Linked DNA regions of Homo sapiens: regions 1 and 2 are each linked to region 3. Evidence: chromatin loops called from intact Hi-C (ENCODE). Cell type or tissue: B cell. All regions are shown on one strand. Links, peaks and the distances in the headings refer to the core of each region. The heading gives the core; the rest is flanking DNA.

The links. Hi-C counts contacts between places; a loop is a spot of excess contacts. Peaks named below come from ENCODE experiments on the same cell type or tissue, not always from the same donor. Only the 100,000 strongest peaks of a DNase experiment are listed, where the experiment ranks them.
Region 1: it touches region 3 in a loop (9-fold over the local background); 6 of 110 quality-filtered maps call a loop at or near these places.
Region 2: a loop joins it to region 3, with 8 times the contacts of the local background. A loop is called at or near these places in 2 of 110 quality-filtered maps.

The regions. Positions count from the first base shown.
Region 1 is chr14:64,536,772-64,542,735 of GRCh38, forward strand. It overlaps HSPA2 (heat shock protein family A (Hsp70) member 2), which reads left to right and starts at 3,970. Exons shown (of 1, transcript NM_021979.4): 1 at 3,970-5,964. The coding sequence starts at 4,079. HSPA2-AS1 (HSPA2 and ZBTB1 antisense RNA 1) reads right to left here and starts at 3,597. Exons shown (of 4, transcript NR_110550.1): 1 at 3,546-3,597. RefSeq lists a silencer at 3,745-3,834 and an enhancer at 4,005-4,114. In B cell, for the core only: CTCF peaks have their summits at 3,705 and 3,907; DNase peaks (open chromatin) are centred at 2,780, 3,750, 4,760 and 4,930; H3K4me3 peaks cover 3,429 bases; H3K27ac peaks cover 514 bases; H3K27me3 peaks cover 1,888 bases.
Region 2 is chr14:64,232,681-64,238,671 of GRCh38, forward strand. ESR2 (estrogen receptor 2) reads right to left here. Exons shown (of 9, transcript NM_001437.3): 8 at 2,290-2,470; 9 at 1-643. The coding sequence ends at 457. It overlaps LOC124903328 (a long non-coding RNA gene), which reads left to right. Exons shown (of 2, transcript XR_007064205.1): 2 at 2,182-2,507. Among named protein-coding and RNA genes, the nearest start is that of ESR2, 59 kb to the right of the region's middle. RefSeq lists enhancers at 2,464-2,523, 3,164-3,433. In B cell, for the core only: no CTCF peak of the experiment used is centred there; DNase peaks (open chromatin) are centred at 3,291 and 3,451; H3K4me3 peaks cover 1,831 bases; H3K27ac peaks cover 3,030 bases.
Region 3 is chr14:64,335,926-64,341,916 of GRCh38, forward strand. It overlaps a transcript of ESR2 not described here. Among named protein-coding and RNA genes, the nearest start is that of ESR2, 45 kb to the left of the region's middle. RefSeq lists a silencer at 2,653-2,782 and enhancers at 2,943-2,992, 3,051-3,733, 3,233-3,282, 3,353-3,412. In B cell, for the core only: no CTCF peak of the experiment used is centred there; DNase peaks (open chromatin) are centred at 2,546 and 2,946; H3K4me3 peaks cover 1,769 bases; H3K27ac peaks cover 1,512 bases.

The DNA.
Region 1 (5,964 bases), core at 965-5,964, 200 kb after region 3:
AATACAAATACAGTGTCTTTTTTGGGAAAAGCTTAGGATGCCTCTTAAACTATGGAACATACAAAACACAAGTTAGGGCAGAAAAAAATATACATGGCTAATGAAAATGTGGGTATAATTGCTACTGTGGTTTCAGAAACCTGTGTTAAAGATGAATGTGGTGGTCAGATTGCAAGATGTGTTTGTAATATCTGGGCACAGAGGTAGCACAGTTATTGTGCAAAAGAAACTATTCCTCTGAAGCTCTAATTTTAGTGATTCTATGTGAGAACTCTGGCCTGCTTGCTCTTTTGCAATCTTGGTTTGCTTGAGGTGTGTTGAGGGCTGACTGAATGCAAGAGATTTAAAGAATTTGTGTTTCTCACATTCTTTGTTTCAGTTGTAGCTGAGACTGTATCTCTAAGTCATATATCATCAGTTCTACAAAGAATATGCATTGCTTCCAGCCCACTAATTCCCTTTTCTAAAAAAACAAAGAAAAGAAAAGAAAGAAAGAAAGAAAAAGAAGGAAAGAAAGAAAGAAAGAGAAAGAAAAGAAAAGAGAGAAGAAAAACTCAGGCCTGTAATCCCAGCACGTTGGGAGGCCAAGATGGGCAGACAATTTGAAGTCAGGGGTTCGAGAACAGCCTGGCAAACATGGTGAAACCCTGTCTCTACCAAAAATATAAAAATTAGATGGACGTGCTGGTGCACATAAGTAACCCAGCTATCTGGAAGGCTGAGGCACGACAATCTCTTGGACCAAGGAGGCAGAGGTTGCAGTGAGCCACTGCACTCCAGCCTGGCGACAGAACAAGACTCTGTCTCAAAAAAAACCAAACAAATACCCCCCACCCCCAAACTACACAAAAGACAAGAATTTCCAAGAATAAAATCAAGAGATCTGTACTCACAATTTATGACAGTTTCAATTAGAAAAGTCTGGGTTTTATCCTTGTTTTCCTAATATTTTCTTTTCTTTTTCTTTTTTTTTTTAGACAGAGTCTTGCTCTGTCGCCCAGGCTGGAGTGCAGTGGCGTGATCTCAGCTCACTGCAACCTCTGCCTCCCGGATTCAAGCAATCCTCTGCCTCAGCCTCCCAAGTAGCTGGGATTACAGGCGCCCACCACCAGGCCCGGCTAATTTTTGTATTTTTAGTAGAGACAGGGTTTCACCATCTTGGCCAGGCTGGTCTTGAACTTCTGACCTCGTGATCCACGCGCCTCGGCCTCCCAAAGTGCTGGGATTACAGGCATGAGCCACCGCGTCCAGCCTTTCTAATATTTTCTTTAAAACGTCCCCTTTTTCAAAATTTTTTCAAATTCATGGAAAAGAGGATAGGAATTATGGTTAAAATTAGTACTAACTGATGACATTAACCGATTAATAACCAATTATGTTCTTAAAAACTGGAAATGATATACACCACTAGATAAAATAATCTTAAATGTTCATTGACTTTATAGAATTCTCTCAACATTACTTTTTGGTCACAGATAACTTCTGGGTTGACAAAAGCTTTTCTCCAGCGCCATTTCATACAGCTTTTACATGGCTGCACATCACTAGCCTGCTTTAAAGGACGGTGCTCCCAGCCCAAAGCCTCAGGAAAAAGACCATGGCTCAAAAAGCTCTGAGATGTATCCTATCCACCTGAAGAGCCTATTGCTTGCCTGTATCCCTCCCTTCTAGTGACACTAATCTTCTGTACAGAAATCCTAGTCCAGCAAACATTGCTCTCATCTTCGCCCATACACAACCTATGTAAAGAATGGCTTTCCTACTCTTTGCTGGCGAACTTCAGCTCCCGGATTAGGCATGCCACCTCTTCCAGGTAGCTCTCAGCAACGCACTTTTCCATCAGCCTGGGTGTGCCCCTCTGTGTTCCCATGGCGCTTTGCTTTCAGCGCTTCTCCCAAATTATGTTTACCTGTTTATTAGACTCTCCACCTCTGAAGACCAGGCCATTTCATTTGGCTTTTTACTGCCACGTAGTAGGTACCTGTTCAAGCTTGATGGAAGGACTTCCCCAGCCTCCCCACACATATTATGTAAAGTGATCGCTGTCTTTGCTTCCTCCTGGAGACCATTTATTTTATTTTTTTGAGACGGAGTCTCGTTCTGTCGCCCAGGCTGGAGTGCAGTGTCGCAATCTCGACTGACTGCAACCTCTGCCTCTCGAGTAGCTGGGACTACAGGCGCGCGCCACCACGCCCGGCTAATTTTTGTATTTTTAGTAGAGACGGGGTTTCACCATGTTGGCCAGGCTGGCCTCGAACTTCTGACAGCAAGTGATCCACCTACCGCGGCCTTTCAAAGTGCTGAAACTACAGGCATGAGCCTCCACACCCGTCCAGGAGCCCATTTATATGGGAGCCTGCTTCTAAAGATTATTACCTGGTGCCAGGGTATTTTCCAGACCTGTCCTCACATTCCTGTTAAACAGGAGGAAGTGAATCGCGCTCCTTTTCATCTACCTTCTCGGAGGGTTTATGCCTCCAATATTAACCTCAGCACAGCCAAAGAAAATCATTCCATTCCATTGAGCGGAGTCAGAAACATGACTAGGTCACGATCACAACCCCGTGTGTGCCAGGGTGACCGAGACTGGGTGACTTTATGGTGTTTCAACGTGTGGGTTTTGACTGATTATATTATGGGTTTTCCAGTCAAAAACTCAAAGCAGTGGATAAAGCACTTGCGACCTAAAATAAGCAATGGAATGAACAGGAAGGCGAAACCAGAGTTTAAAGCGGCAGGACAAACAGGAAAAAGGAAGAGTGAGGCAGGAAGGGTTTAAATGCAGGCTCCTCGGAGGACAAGTCGCCGCCACACCCCTGTCTGCCGTCCCGCCAGCCGCCCTCACGCGGCGCGGGAAAACGGTCGGCCTCGCCCTGGGCTCAGGTTCTCTCCGCCCGCCAGGCAGTGGGGTTTTTTTTTGTTTTTTTTGAGACGGAGTCTCGCTCAGTCGCCCAGGCTGGAGTGTAGTGGCGTGATCTCGGCTCACTGCAACCTCCACCTCCCGGGTTCAAGCGATTCTCCTGCCTCAGCCTCCCGAGTAGCTGAGACTACAGGCACGCGCCACCACGCCCAGCTAATTTTTGTATCTTTAGTAGAGACGGGCTTTCACCATGTTGGCCAGGATGGTCTCGATGTCTTAACGTCGTGATCCGGCCGCCTCGGCCTCCCAAGTGCTGGGATTACAGGCGTTAGCCACTGCGCCCGGCCCCAGCCAGGCAGTTTTAATCGAGCGCTCACAACCACTGAGACGCAGTGAAGCACCCACCATAAAATCCCAGGAGGCCGACCGCCGGTTCAGACTTTTTCTTTTCTTTAATCCCCGTCCAAGGGATCCGCCCTCACCCCCCACCCCAGCCACCCCAATTCCCTATTCCCTCCCCTTGGACGGCGCCGGGGAAAACAAGCTGCTCGAGCTTTATTTCTTCGGTGCAACCAACTCAGAATGAATTCCTCCGCCCCTGCGTGCTCAGTGAGTCGGCACCCTAGCAGTGAACTGCATTTAAAACCTCAGGAATTGAGCGAACTCTCCCAGTGGCTCTCCTCACCGGGATCCCCTTCCACGCCTCCTCCCCGTGCCGCGCCTCAGTCCGCACTGCTCATTGGCCGCGTGCCCTGCCAATCCGATGCACGTCGGCTAGGGCAAAGACCGCGAAAAAGCGCGTACACCTGGCTCTGGGAGCGCGCGCCTAACGCCAGCCAGCAGCAGGAGGCGCGCGAGGCACCACGGCCTGGCGGCCGAGAGTCAGGGAGGAACCTCATTTACATAACGGCCGCCCCTCTGTCTCCTGGCGGGGGCCGGAGTCCCGCCCCTCGTCCAACTTGAAATCTGTTGGGTCACGGGCCAGTCACTCCGACCTAGGCAAGCCTGTGGTGGAGCTGGAAGAGTTTGTGAGGGCGGTCCCGGGAGCGGATTGGGTCTGGGAGTTCCCAGAGGCGGCTATAAGAACCGGGAACTGGGCGCGGGGAGCTGAGTTGCTGGTAGTGCCCGTGGTGCTTGGTTCGAGGTGGCCGTTAGTTGACTCCGCGGAGTTCATCTCCCTGGTTTTCCCGTCCTAACGTCGCTCGCCTTTCAGTCAGGATGTCTGCCCGTGGCCCGGCTATCGGCATCGACCTGGGCACCACCTATTCGTGCGTCGGGGTCTTCCAACATGGCAAGGTGGAGATCATCGCCAACGACCAGGGCAATCGCACCACCCCCAGCTACGTGGCCTTCACGGACACCGAGCGCCTCATCGGCGACGCCGCCAAGAACCAGGTGGCCATGAACCCCACCAACACCATCTTCGACGCCAAGAGGCTGATTGGACGGAAATTCGAGGATGCCACAGTGCAGTCGGATATGAAACACTGGCCGTTCCGGGTGGTGAGCGAGGGAGGCAAGCCCAAAGTGCAAGTAGAGTACAAGGGGGAGACCAAGACCTTCTTCCCAGAGGAGATATCCTCCATGGTCCTCACGAAGATGAAGGAGATCGCGGAAGCCTACCTGGGGGGCAAGGTGCACAGCGCGGTCATAACGGTCCCGGCCTATTTCAACGACTCGCAGCGCCAGGCCACCAAGGACGCAGGCACCATCACGGGGCTCAATGTGCTGCGCATCATCAACGAGCCCACGGCGGCGGCCATCGCCTACGGCCTGGACAAGAAGGGCTGCGCGGGCGGCGAGAAGAACGTGCTCATCTTTGACCTGGGCGGTGGCACTTTCGACGTGTCCATCCTGACCATCGAGGATGGCATCTTCGAGGTGAAGTCCACGGCCGGCGACACCCACCTGGGCGGTGAGGACTTCGACAACCGCATGGTGAGCCACCTGGCGGAGGAGTTCAAGCGCAAGCACAAGAAGGACATTGGGCCCAACAAGCGCGCCGTGAGGCGGCTGCGCACCGCTTGCGAGCGCGCCAAGCGCACCCTGAGCTCGTCCACGCAGGCGAGCATCGAGATCGACTCGCTCTACGAGGGCGTGGACTTCTATACGTCCATCACGCGCGCCCGCTTCGAGGAGCTCAATGCCGACCTCTTTCGCGGGACCCTGGAGCCGGTGGAGAAGGCGCTGCGCGACGCCAAGCTGGACAAGGGCCAGATCCAGGAGATCGTGCTGGTGGGCGGCTCCACTCGTATCCCCAAGATCCAGAAGCTGCTGCAGGATTTCTTCAACGGCAAGGAGCTGAACAAGAGCATCAACCCCGACGAGGCGGTGGCCTATGGCGCCGCGGTGCAGGCGGCCATCCTCATCGGCGACAAATCAGAGAATGTGCAGGACCTGCTGCTACTCGACGTGACCCCGTTGTCGCTGGGCATCGAGACAGCTGGCGGTGTCATGACCCCACTCATCAAGAGGAACACCACGATCCCCACCAAGCAGACGCAGACCTTCACCACCTACTCGGACAACCAGAGCAGCGTACTGGTGCAGGTATACGAGGGCGAACGGGCCATGACCAAGGACAATAACCTGCTGGGCAAGTTCGACCTGACCGGGATTCCCCCTGCGCCTCGCGGGGTCCCCCAAATCGAGGTTACCTTCGACATTGACGCCAATGGCATCCTTAACGTTACCGCCGCCGACAAGAGCACCGGTAAGGAAAACAAAATCACCATCACCAATGACAAAGGTCGTCTGAGCAAGGACGACATTGACCGGATGGTGCAGGAGGCGGAGCGGTACAAATCGGAAGATGAGGCGAATCGCGACCGAGTCGCGGCCAAAAACGCCCTGGAGTCCTATACCTACAACATCAAGCAGACGGTGGAAGACGAGAAACTGAGGGGCAAGATTAGCGAGCAGGACAAAAACAAGATCCTCGACAAGTGTCAGGAGGTGATCAACTGGCTCGACCGAAACCAGATGGCAGAGAAAGATGAGTATGAACACAAGCAGAAAGAGCTCGAAAGAGTTTGCAACCCCATCATCAGCAAACTTTACCAAGGTGGTCCTGGCGGCGGCAGCGGCGGCGGCGGTTCAGGAGC
Region 2 (5,991 bases), core at 427-5,426, 100 kb before region 3:
CCGGAAAACAGCAAAGGTCAACTCTCAGAGGGAAGGGTAGTGTGTGCCACACAAGAAGGGTTAGCCCACTTCTGTAAGCGTGTCACTTCCTCTCCCCTTTCTGATTCGCAGCCCTTCCAAGTCAGATTTCCACCATTCATTCCAAAACCTTTAAGATGTTTCACAAAGGGGAGGAAGGAAGAAGGAAAGTAAGAAAGACCACACTGAGATCCTATGAGGCCATTGAGTGTGGAAACGCTGCATTCAAATGTGCCCTCTGCTAACAAGGGAAACTATGGCTTCCTCACACCGACTCCTGAGAGTTGGGAAGGTGGAGGGAAGGATGGTACATGACCAAGCCTGCCATCACCAAATGAGGGACCACACAGCAGAAAGATGAAGCCCAGGCTCCTGACACACTGGAGTTCACGCTTCAGCCTGTGACCTCTGTGGGCCAGTTCACCTCAGGGCCAGGCGTCACTGAGACTGTGGGTTCTGGGAGCCCTCTTTGCTTTTACTGTCCTCTGCCGGGCTGCACTCGGACCCCGTGATGGAGGACTTGCACCCGCGAAGCACGTGGGCATTCAGCATCTCCAGCAGCAGGTCATACACTGGGACCACATTTTTGCACTTCATGTTGAGCAGATGTTCCATGCCCTTGTTACTATGGGGACAAAAAGGTGCTGAGATTCCCTCCTCCGAGGCAGCCACAGGAACCCCGAAGCCTTCCCCGGCTCTCTTTGCTCAGAGCCAGTCTACCCCACCCCTAAACCCACTCTTCCCCCAGCCCATTTATCCATGGCTCGTGCATCCAGCTCCCCCTGATAATTTAGGCTCAAGGGCAAGGACGATGTCTTGTCAGCCTCTGTGTCCCACCACACACCTACAATGGCCTGACACATAGGACAATCAATCCTCATTGTTTGCGGTAATTATGTTCCGTAAAGTCACTGTGAACACTGAATCCTCACTCATAGGGGAAATACAGGGTTAGGTTCCTGCAAGCCTCTGGCCACATCTTCATCAGCTGATCAATACAAAACCTTGTTTTATGTGTGTTTCTTTCTAAAGATGCCTTATGTGATAAATACCATTGACTCATTAACATTGAACTCATGGCCAGCAGCACTATAACTCACACCCGAGCAAAGCTTAACACATACTTTCTCCATAAGGCACATCACAGCTTTTTCACACCGAGGAACACTAGACAGGTCTTCAGCACCACACCAGGGGGGCATTTTAAACAGTGAAGTCACCAAAAGCACAAAAATGTAAAACCATGGCACTAAGTAGACCAAGTAAAGGACACTTGTTGACAGTATGAGAGCAGCTGCTTGTTCCATCTCAGCTGGGACTGTACATAAAGGGCAACTCAAAATTTCTGCCACTCTGTTCATGACCTCAAAAACACCACAAATATTGATTTTGGGGTTACAAATAAATTTTAGCAAGCAGATAAATTCACAATGAAGGAATCTACAAACACAGGATCTGTTCTGCAAATGGCTATGTGCTGAGCAATCATTAAAGGGGAAAGGCAGAGGTCTTCATCTCACTTAAGATTCTCGAGGTGTATATTGTCCTTCTCCACAGCCTCTAGACTTGCCTCCTCAGTGACCAGTTAATTACCTTCCACCCTCCCCTCCCCTCCTCCAGCTCCAGGGCAAGGCTACCCTCATCGTGGGTGACACCAAGCACTGAGCATCATTGTACCAACAGTAGCCACCACTGCACACCCTCTTCATCAGCACACACAATTACGTTTCCTGATCAGAAACATGCCCTACCTACAGCCCTGCCTTCCTAAATCTGCTGGGTCCACCACTTCTCTTAAGTCTTATCCTTAATTTCCTGATGCCACCGAAAGAACAACTCTTAGGGAAGCATTTGTGCACTTCTTCGCATCACCAGCTCGAGGGGCCATCTAGGGGAGCGGGTCTTAGCCTCTCCACAAAAAGTGGCCTCAGGGCCTCAGCCCTGGGTGGTGTAAACAGGGGTGGCAGTTCGTGTTAGGGGAGGAACTGCCCCTTTTAGGACTCCATAAACAGGCTATAAACCCCAGCAATTGAAAAACCCATGAGCCACCACTGGCTGCCATGCAGAGCCTGTAAGATACCACATGACATTCCTTCCATGCCCACTCTGTGCCCATCTTTGCTTACAGGTGTGTGAACTGACAAATTCCCCATTCCCTTTCAGGCATTCATTTTCCTTAACTTGCAGACACTTTTCCCAAATCACTTCACCCTCCGTGGAGCACATAATCCCATCCCAAGCCCAAGCAGAGCAGCTCCTTAGGGCGCGTACCTCGCATGCCTGACGTGGGACAGGAGCATCAGGAGGTTAGCCAGGCGCATGGATTGCTGCTGGGAGGAGATGCCGCTCTTGGCAATCACCCAAACCAAAGCATCGGTCACGGCGTTCAGCAAGTGAGCCAGCTTCCGGCTGCTGTCAGCATCCTGGGTCGCTGTGACCAGAGGGTACATACCTGGACAAAGAATAAAAGCCAGAAGTCATTGCTCTGAGCAAAGGAGCAGAAGTCGTGTGCTCAGCTGTTCCGTGCGCCTGCTCCGAGGTGATCTGGGTTGCTTTGACAGCTGCATGTGTGGCAGGAGCTTATAAGCATGGTCTTACCTCCCCCAGGGGATCTTCCCTGAGAGCCAGCCCCGTCACAGAGCTAGAAGAGAAGCCTGGCCTAATGCAGACAGACTAAATTGCCACCTGAAGTGTCCACCAGGCCCATAATTGTGGCCTTGCCGTGGCGAGTATATCTAGTCTCCCGAAATCATTACGTGGTGTTTCTCATCTGCAGCAACAGATACAGAGATGGTCAGAAAGTGAGATTAATTCTACTTTTAGCCCCACGGAGGGCTCCCCATCTAAAGGGAGTTTAATAAACAAAGGAATGGCCAATGTGATGAAGCCTCCTCTGCCACCTCCTTGTGTGTACCACGTGCCGCAGCCAGCCATGGCAGGGCCCCTGCTACCACCTCTGCATCTCGCTTGAGTGGCACCTGGCTGGGGCAGGAAGACCACTGATTTGGAGTCAGACAGACCTACTTTCTAGCCACCATCTGGAGCTCTCTGAGCCTCAGTTCCTCACTGAGCAACGCATGCAGGAACACATCTGCTTAGGTCCCCACAGCCACGTCCTGGGTAGGCTGCCTCCCCCATCCTGCCCTGCCCTGTGTTTAACTCCCCTCCAACTCTAGGATTGAGATACTGTGGCATCCCAATGGCAGCAAAGTAACAGCTCAGATAAATCTCCTCCCCCCGACCCCTGCCTGACTCCTTGATTCCCTTTAATAATTAGCTTCTCTTCCAGGCTTTCCATTTCAAAGCAAGAATAAATATGTGAAATCAACCAGGGAGCTGCTGAGTCTTGGCTGTCATGAGACTGATGATGGCTGGTGCTCCAGCAACCACAGAATTTGTTTTGGCAGTTTTTGTTCTCTATTTTTATTGGCACTTTCAGTTCAATTAAGGCAGCTCAATTCAACTAAGTTTAACTCAGGTAAGGCAAGGGACATTCTGAAGCACAATTACGTAAGTGTAGTGCTTTGCCACATCCCTAGGGACCTCCATAATGTCTGATGATACGAATTTAAAATATTCATCTTTTCAATAGCCCTGAAGCTGCTTCTCCAATCCCTGTGCTCACTTTGTTCTCCACATTGGTTCTTCCAGAATCCCCCCACAGCCTCAAACCTCCCACTGTCGCCCCAGAGATGACTTGCCCTCCCACCGCAGGGGAAACAAGACCCCACCCTTGGCCCCGTGTGTCCCCTTCTGAGAGGCCAAAAAGCAGATCTGCTCATGGGGCTCCGTTTAATGACTTCCCAGCTCATAGGATAGAGTCCAAACCACCTGGTGCAGCTATCAGAGGTACCAGGGCCCTCCCCGCTTCTCTCATCTGCAGTTCCCACCACACCTCGCCTTGAGTCCCCCTCTCAACTCCCTGAATGTGTGGTGCTCCGAACATGCTCAACTTGCTGCTTGGAAACTCTCTCCTTCCTCTTTCTCTACCCTGATTCTTTTGCTCATTTATACCCATTCCTCCTGTAGATTCCAACCTGGTCAGAAATTCCTTCTGGAAGCTTCCCCCAACCTCCCTACCATCCCACCCTAAGTCTGGTCTGAGGTGTCCCCTGATACTCTGACAGTGCCCTGTTCATCCTCAGCAGAGACACCATGTTGCCCCACATGCTGGATGTCTGCCTTGTCCCCACACACACCCCACAGCCACCCTTCTGCCCTCAGCAAGACTGGACATGAGTGCTTTGAGGGCACAGACCTTTTTTTTTTTTTCTTTTCTTGAGACAGAGTCTCACTCTGTCACCCAGCCTGGAGTGCAGTGGTACAATCTCAGCTCACTGCAACCTCCGCCTCCCGGTTTCAAGCAATTCTCCTGCCTCAGCCTCCTTAGTAGCTGGGATTACAGGCATGCGCCACCATGCCCAGCAAATTTTTTGTATTTTCAGTAGAGACAGTGTTTCACCATGCTGGCCAGGCTGGTCTCAAACTCCTGACCTCGCAATCCGCCTGCCTCAGCCTCCCAAAGTGCTGGGATTACAAGCGTGAGCCACTGTGCCCGGCCAGACCCTTATTTTTTTTAGCCAAACACACATCATATTTGAAATGGTAAATATGCATGCTAATGTATGTTTTAGGTACACACAGAAAATTATCAAAAGTACAGAGAAAATTATTTCAAGCTTACTTTCCCTAAAATTAACCCCATCTGCATAAACAAGTACTTCCTTTTAACTACCCCGTAGTGTGTTCAGCTGCATGACATGTGCTCCATGGACTTCCGCTGCCATCAAGCAATACTATGTCTGGGAATTCCAAAAGGAGCCAAAATTGTGTGCCTGTACATGTCTCAGTTCAAAGTGACAAAGATTGAAAATATAAAAACAAATCCTCAGATTATAAACAAATGTTCATAGCAGCATAACTCAGCCTAAAAGTGGAATGTCCACTAACTGACGAATGGCTCAACAAAATGTGGTCTATCCATACAGTGGAATAGTATTCAGCTACGAAAAGGAATGAGGTACTGATACAGATGAACCTTGAAAACATCAGGCTAAGCAAAATAAGCCAGACACAAAGGACCACATGTTGTATGATTCCATTTATAATAAAATGTCTAGAATAGGCAAATCCATAGAGTCAGAAAAGCAAATTAGTGGTTGCCTAGGGCTGTGGGTGGGATAGGGAGTGGGAAATGATGGCTAAGAAGCATGGGGTTTCTTTTCAGGTGATGAAAATGTTCTAAAATTGATGGTGGTGATGGTTGCACCACATACCGTGAATAAACTAAAAACATTGAACTGTATACTTAATATGGATAAATTATATGGTAAATGAATTATATCACAATAAAGCTGTTACTAAAAATAATAGTAATAATAATAATAAAAGAACGCCTCAGAACCAAAGTTACAATAACATAAATTCCCTGGGCTGTGTGCAACGAAGTTTCCCCTCAGAGAACACGTATGTGTCATTGTGTTACCCACTTCACGAACCACAGTCATTGCCAAGGCCAGACCCTGGGCCTTCTGCAGGCTGTAGGGGCAGCACAGCTCCACCTGGGGCCCAGAGTCCATCAGCCACAGCGGTTTGGGGAGGTGAGGCACTGCAGTTGTGGAAAGGCATATGCGAAATCCATTTTACATATGGTGGGGTAGGGGGGCAGTGTATATACAAAAAGACTGACTTACATAAAATTATCCTGGAGACTCCTGTTCTCATTGATCACATAGAAAAGAAATACCCTCCCAGAAAAGAACTGTGCTGAAGAATACCCATGCTGCTGCCTGGCTCTCCAGTCAGCAGTGCGTGCCTGCACCTCAGACATCCATGCTCAGGCCCTTGCTCATCAAATACATATCTACAGAGTACTTGCTAAGTGGCAGGCCCTGGGCAGCATGGGGCAAGGGACAAGATCCAAAGCTCTGCCCAGTCAGGCACAGAAAACCACAAAAATATAGCACCCTCTCC
Region 3 (5,991 bases), core at 284-5,283:
TTCCAAGTAGCTGGGATTACAGGCGTCCGCCACCACGCCCAGCTAATTTGTGTGTGTGTGTGTGTGTGTGTGTGTGTGTGTGTGTGTGTGTGTGTGTGTATTTTTAATAGAGACGGGGTTTCGCCATGTTGGCCAGGCTGGGCTCGAACTCCTGACCTCAGGTGATCCATCCACCTCGGCCTCCCAGAGTGCTGGGATTACAGGCATAAGCCACTGTTCCTGGACAACACATTTATAAATATATATGTGTACAAGCTGTGATAAACACTTTTACACATATTTGTGTGCACATATTAATATTTTTGTAGGATAAACTTCCACAGGTGAAATTATCAATGGAAGCACAATTTTAAGTTGTAGATAATATCAAACTGCCCTTCAAAATGGTTGTAAAAATTTACACTTCTACAAAAAGGAGTAAACACTGTTTCCTTACTAACTTTATGTATAAATATTTCTATCATAAGATTTTATGTATTTTTATTACCTTACAAACAGGCCATTCTCAGTCTTCATTTTATTTGATCAGTCTGTAACATTTAACAGTTAATTACTCTTTCTTTCACAGAACACATTTTTCACCTGTCTTGTAAGGCAGCATGCTCTTGGGGTTTTCCTCATAACACACTGGACTCTTCTTTTCAATCTTCCCTCCTGTTTCCTTCTCATCTCCTTGAATTCTAAACACTGCAGTGTCCTAGGCATCGGTATTTGGTTGTCTCCACCTAAACCTGTTCCTTTGGTGGGATCTCATCCAATCTCATGAATTTAAATGCCATATCTCCACTTGGATGTCTAAGAGGCAAGGTATTTAAAAACATTTAAAGCCAAACTTATGATTGTACCCCCAAAACCTGGTCCTTCCAGTATCACCTTATTTCAATTCAGTAAATCACAACTCTATTTTTGCGCTTGCTCAAATCAAACCCTTGCTTTCTTTCTTATATCCTAACTTCCTCTCTTCATTCAGATTTTTCTCATCAGATTCTGCCTCCCACTGCCATTCCTTGCCCTTTTAATTTACCTATTAAAAAAATAGATGAATCTCTAAAACTATATATTTCTTTACTTGATCATTGTCCTCCCCACCAGAAGATGAGCTGAGGGCAGGAACAGTTCACTACGGTATCTGATTCAATAATATCTCTAGCACCTATAGCAGTGTTCTTGGCACAGAGTGGCACTCAATAATTATTTGCTCAGTAAATGAATGGCTTGTACTGTTCACACTCATCAGTACCATGGTTGAAAACCAAGCTGTTGAGGTAGCAAGGGTAACAAATTGAGAGATAAAGCATCTGGGTTTGGGGCCTAGCCCAGGCACAGGTATGCAGCTGTAGGCAACTTATCCTTCAAAGTCGATTTCATCATCTGTAAAATGGGGTTTATGCATTTCCTCAGCATAAAAACCAGTTGAAATGGTCAATATCTACTTGGTATTACAAGACACAAAAGTTTCACTCCCTACAACTTACCAGGAATATTTGCTTCAATTCCCTTCTTAATTTCACTTGCTCAGGTATAAAACAACTTAAGTGGACATTTTCAGAAGCTCTTATATTACACTGTACCTCTAAAATATCCGCTTGTGCAAACTTTGAGAACTGTAAAAGCAATTACCAGAAAAAAAAAATCACGATTCCTTAATTCTATTATGCTGATGGTTGCACCACTCTGTAAATATGCTAAAAATCATTGAATCCATTAAAATGGGTGAACGTTATGGTATGTACATTATACTTGATAAAACTGTTAATCAAACAAAAAAGAGATTATCTAATTCCATATGTGGGACTACTATAAAATATCCTCAGAATATAGGAATAAGAAAAAAATACTAAAAGCCCCCCAAATTTTTTTAAAAGTCTGTTTTACATGAGCTCTGCCAGTAGTTGAAACAGGCCACCGTCAGAAACGGCTTGTAAAAGAAACCCGGTATCTGGTCAAGTCCTAAGTGACCTGAACCACGCACCTTCAGAACCATATTGGGATGACTGTAACCTGAGCGCGGTTCCTCCAGCAGAGCAAGCACATTCATCGGACTCAGTAACTCAAGGGGCCAGTCCTCTCCAGCATCCCAGCTGCCGCCGCCCTGTCAGGCTTCCCAGGCAATCGCCCATCTTATTCCTTCTCCAGTGTGGACGCCTACGAGGAGGGAGCGTCCCCTCTCGACAGTTAACTGGCATCTAGCTTATGAAGCCCGCGTGGATTCTCCAACCCCAGACCTGCTGGGGGGTGGGGACGTGCGGGTGACAAAATCCAGACTACGACCCTCCCTGAGCCCTGGCAACCCCGGGGTGACCCCAACACAGAGGGGGCCACGCGCGCTCCAGCTCTGACACTCCTTCCAGCTCGGCAGGGCCTGAAACAGGGGGCTGCGCTTCACCCACTGCTGAGCGTCAGATTCAGCTGAGGAGATTCTAAAAGCGCGGTGCTGGGCCCAGACCCAGGCACTCCAGAGCAGAACGCGGAGGGGCCCGACCCCAGTCTGGCGGCGCAGGTGTGTGACAAAGTCGGAAGGCGCGCCAAGCTCTCCAGTTCCACATCTGCTGTAGAGTCCAGCGCCCGCCACGCTCCCGCGCAGGGACCCGCCCATTACTGCCTGGAAGCCGGGCGCCCTCACACTTCTGCACCGCGTCCCCAGAGCTGAGGAGCATCCGGGAGACTCGCCGCCCGAACCCGCGAAACTGTCCTCCCTCCCGCGAGGCCGCCCCGTCCCCCTCCCCGCAGACCGCCCCCCCTCCCCGCAGACCGCCCCGTCCACCCCCCGCGAGGCCGCCCCGTCCGCCCCCCCACCCGGCTCCTCTCCCTGATTGGCTCGAATCGGGCGGGTTCCGGCGTGGGTTTCAGCCCCTCTTCAGGCGGGTTTCTAGCCACATGCAAAGGTGCTTTCTGGCCCGGCTCTTTTCACCCGCCAATCATCCCCTTCAGCCAGTCATCACCGACTTCCTCCACGTTTTCCTTGTCCTCTCCGGCCGGCAGTGTAGCAGCAGCAACTCCCTACGTTGAAGTCGTCTCCCTCCGTCCCCGCCCTTACTTCCTTTTCCCTTAAGGACCTCGCGCGCGCTTCCATATTCAGAGGGGCGCAGGCGCGGTAGCGCGGCCTCCCGAGCTGTTGTAAGCACCAGGTTGCGGTGGAACGTGCACCTTCAGTTGGGCTGCACGGAAAAGTGGTCTCCGCATAAACAGTTGCACTTGCCCCTAGGGAATGTTGGACCACAGGAGGGGACCTGAAGTACGATGTACAGGCCCTAATGGTCCCTCTGTATGGAAGCGAACACTTGCAGGGGAGGGGCCCAGCGGGATAGGCCGGGAACAAGGAGGCAGATCTCAGCCTGCCACACCTGAAGACAAGTACCTTGCAGCTGAGGAATGGGGCCCCAAGCAGAATTTTACTGTTGGCTGTGCCCCTGGCTCCTGTTCTGGGGCAACAGACTCCTTTATTTGACCAGAAAACATTTCTGCCAGCCTACTTGTGGCTGCCTGAAACCCCATAATTCAGAAATCCAGGCCACGATTTCTTTCTAGTTTTGAGATAAAGAAAATTCGAGTTTAGTGAGGTGACAAGACTTGATCAAGGGTTGCAAGACTGATTAGTGACGGATGTTCAACAAGAACCAAGTTCTCCTTACAAGCCCATTGCTTTCTCCACTGTTAGTGTATTACCATTTTATTAGTGGAACTCCATGCTCTCCCCTATTTGCCATCTCCCAGTCCTGGTCCTAGAGTAGTAGTTGTTGTTGTTGTTTTGTTGTTGTTGTTGTTGTTTTGAGACAGAGTTTCACTCTTGTTGCCCAGCTGGAGTGCAATAGCACGATCTCGGCTCACGGCAACCTCCGCCTCCCAGGTTCAAGCGATTCTCCTGCCTCAGCTTCCCAGGTTGCTGAGATTTACAGGCATGCGCCACCACGCCTGGCTAATTTTGTATTTTTAGTAGAGACGGGGTTTCTCCATGTTGGTCAGGCTGGTCTCCAACTCCCGACCTCAGGTGATCTGCCCGCCTTGGCCTCCCAAAGTGCTGGGATTAACAGGCATGAGCCACCACGCCCAGCTCCTAGAGTTACTTTCTAGTTTGGCCTCAGAAAAATTCAGCACTCCAGTTGACCTCTCCCTGTCCAACCCCAAATGAGATCGAATGCTTAACTAATGGATCTGATTGCCATACTTAAGCCACCATTGTTCATTTGGGTAGTTTCCAGTTTCCGGCAATAATGAACAATGCCACCGTTAGTAATATTGTAAATGTCTTTGTATAGAATATGCACACATTTCTGGCCAGGCGAGGTAGCTCACGTCTGTAATCCCAGCACTTTGGGAGGCTGAGGCGGGCAGATCACCTGAGTTCGGGAGTTCGAGAAATCAGCCGGACCAGCATGGAGAAACCCTGTCTCTACTAAAAATACAAAAAATAAGCCAGGTGTGGTGGCGCATGCCTGTAATACCAGCTACTCTGGAGGCTGAGGCAGGAGAATCACTTGAACCCAGGGGGCAGAGGTTGCAGTAAGCCAAGATCGTGCCATTACACTCCAGCCTGGGCAACAAGAGCGAAACTCTGTCTCCAAAAAAATAATAAAATTTAAAAATTTAAAAAAGAATATGTACACATTTCTGTTATATATGTTAAAAACAAGTAGTTTAGACAGTTCCTCTTCAAAGAGTTTCACTTTGTTACAAACAAGGTATTCTTCTCCAAGAGGTCTTTACTTCCTTGTACTGTCTGTCCTGAAGTCTTATTTCTCTGTTCTTTGTCTACAGTAATCTTGCCTGCCAATCTATCAGCCCCTCCCATCCTGCTGTGCTCAGGCAAGACAGCCAAGAAATCACCCCCTCCCTGCTGTAACAGCTTTCCCAGAAAAATTGATCTTCCCACCTTCCCACTTGAAAACCGCATTCCTGCACTTTTCAAGTTAGCCAACCAGGTTCAGCTTAGATCGTGTGGTCCAACTCCAGCCAATGGAGGCAAGACGCAGTAACAGGGACAAGCTGCATTAGAGATAATAAAACCCCCTGCTTTCCTTTGTTTGTGCGTCCTCTCGTGGCAACCAGACCTACGAGGGGCACCCTCCTGAAAGAGTAAATTTGCCTTGCTGAGAAAATTTATATTCGAGTGCTATTTTCTTTTATTTTGTGGCACTGAAAAATTTGCTTCTAACATGTATGTAGAAGTGGGACTACGTCTTCATAAGGCATGCATGTATTCAATTTTAGTAGATGCTAACTACAGCAAGCAAAATAATGGGTCCCCCAAAATATCCTTGTCCTAATCCCTGGAACCTATGAGTATATTAGGTTACATGGCAAAAGAGAATTAAGTTTACAGAGTTTGCCAAGAGGTGGCCTTAAAATAGGGAGAGCATTCTGGATTGTCCAGGTGGGCCCAACTTAATCACAAGCACCCTTAAAAATAGAGAAGAGGGAGGCAAGAGAAGGAGAATCAGAGAAATTGTAGAATCAGATAAAGAACCAGAGAACAGTAGCTGTGAGAAAGACTGGATGGGCCTGATCAATTCCTACTAGTTTTAAAGATGGAGGAAGGAGGCAATGAGGCAAGAATGTGGGTAACCTCTAGAAGTTGGAAAAGGCAAACAAATGGATTTTCCCCTTTCCAGAAGGAACACACCCTGTTGACACTTTAATTTTAGCCCAATGGGACCTCTAGAACTGTAAGATAATAAATTTGTACTGTTTTAGCCACAAAGTTTATGATAATTTGTTACAGCAGCAACAGAAAACTCGTACACTGCCAGTCTTCCAAAGTAATTTTATCAATTTATATACTTAAGGAGCTTTGAAAAAAATATCCATACTTCAGCCTCATACCACAAACTGAACTGGAATCTCTGGATAGGCCTAGGAAAAAATAATTCCTTAATTAGGTCATTTCATAGCATCTTGAAGGTTGAGAATCATTTATCTAAAGCCTTAAATCTAAATCCAATTCTTATCATTAAAGAAGAGTGTGGCAGTGATTTGGACACATGATTAAAAGCT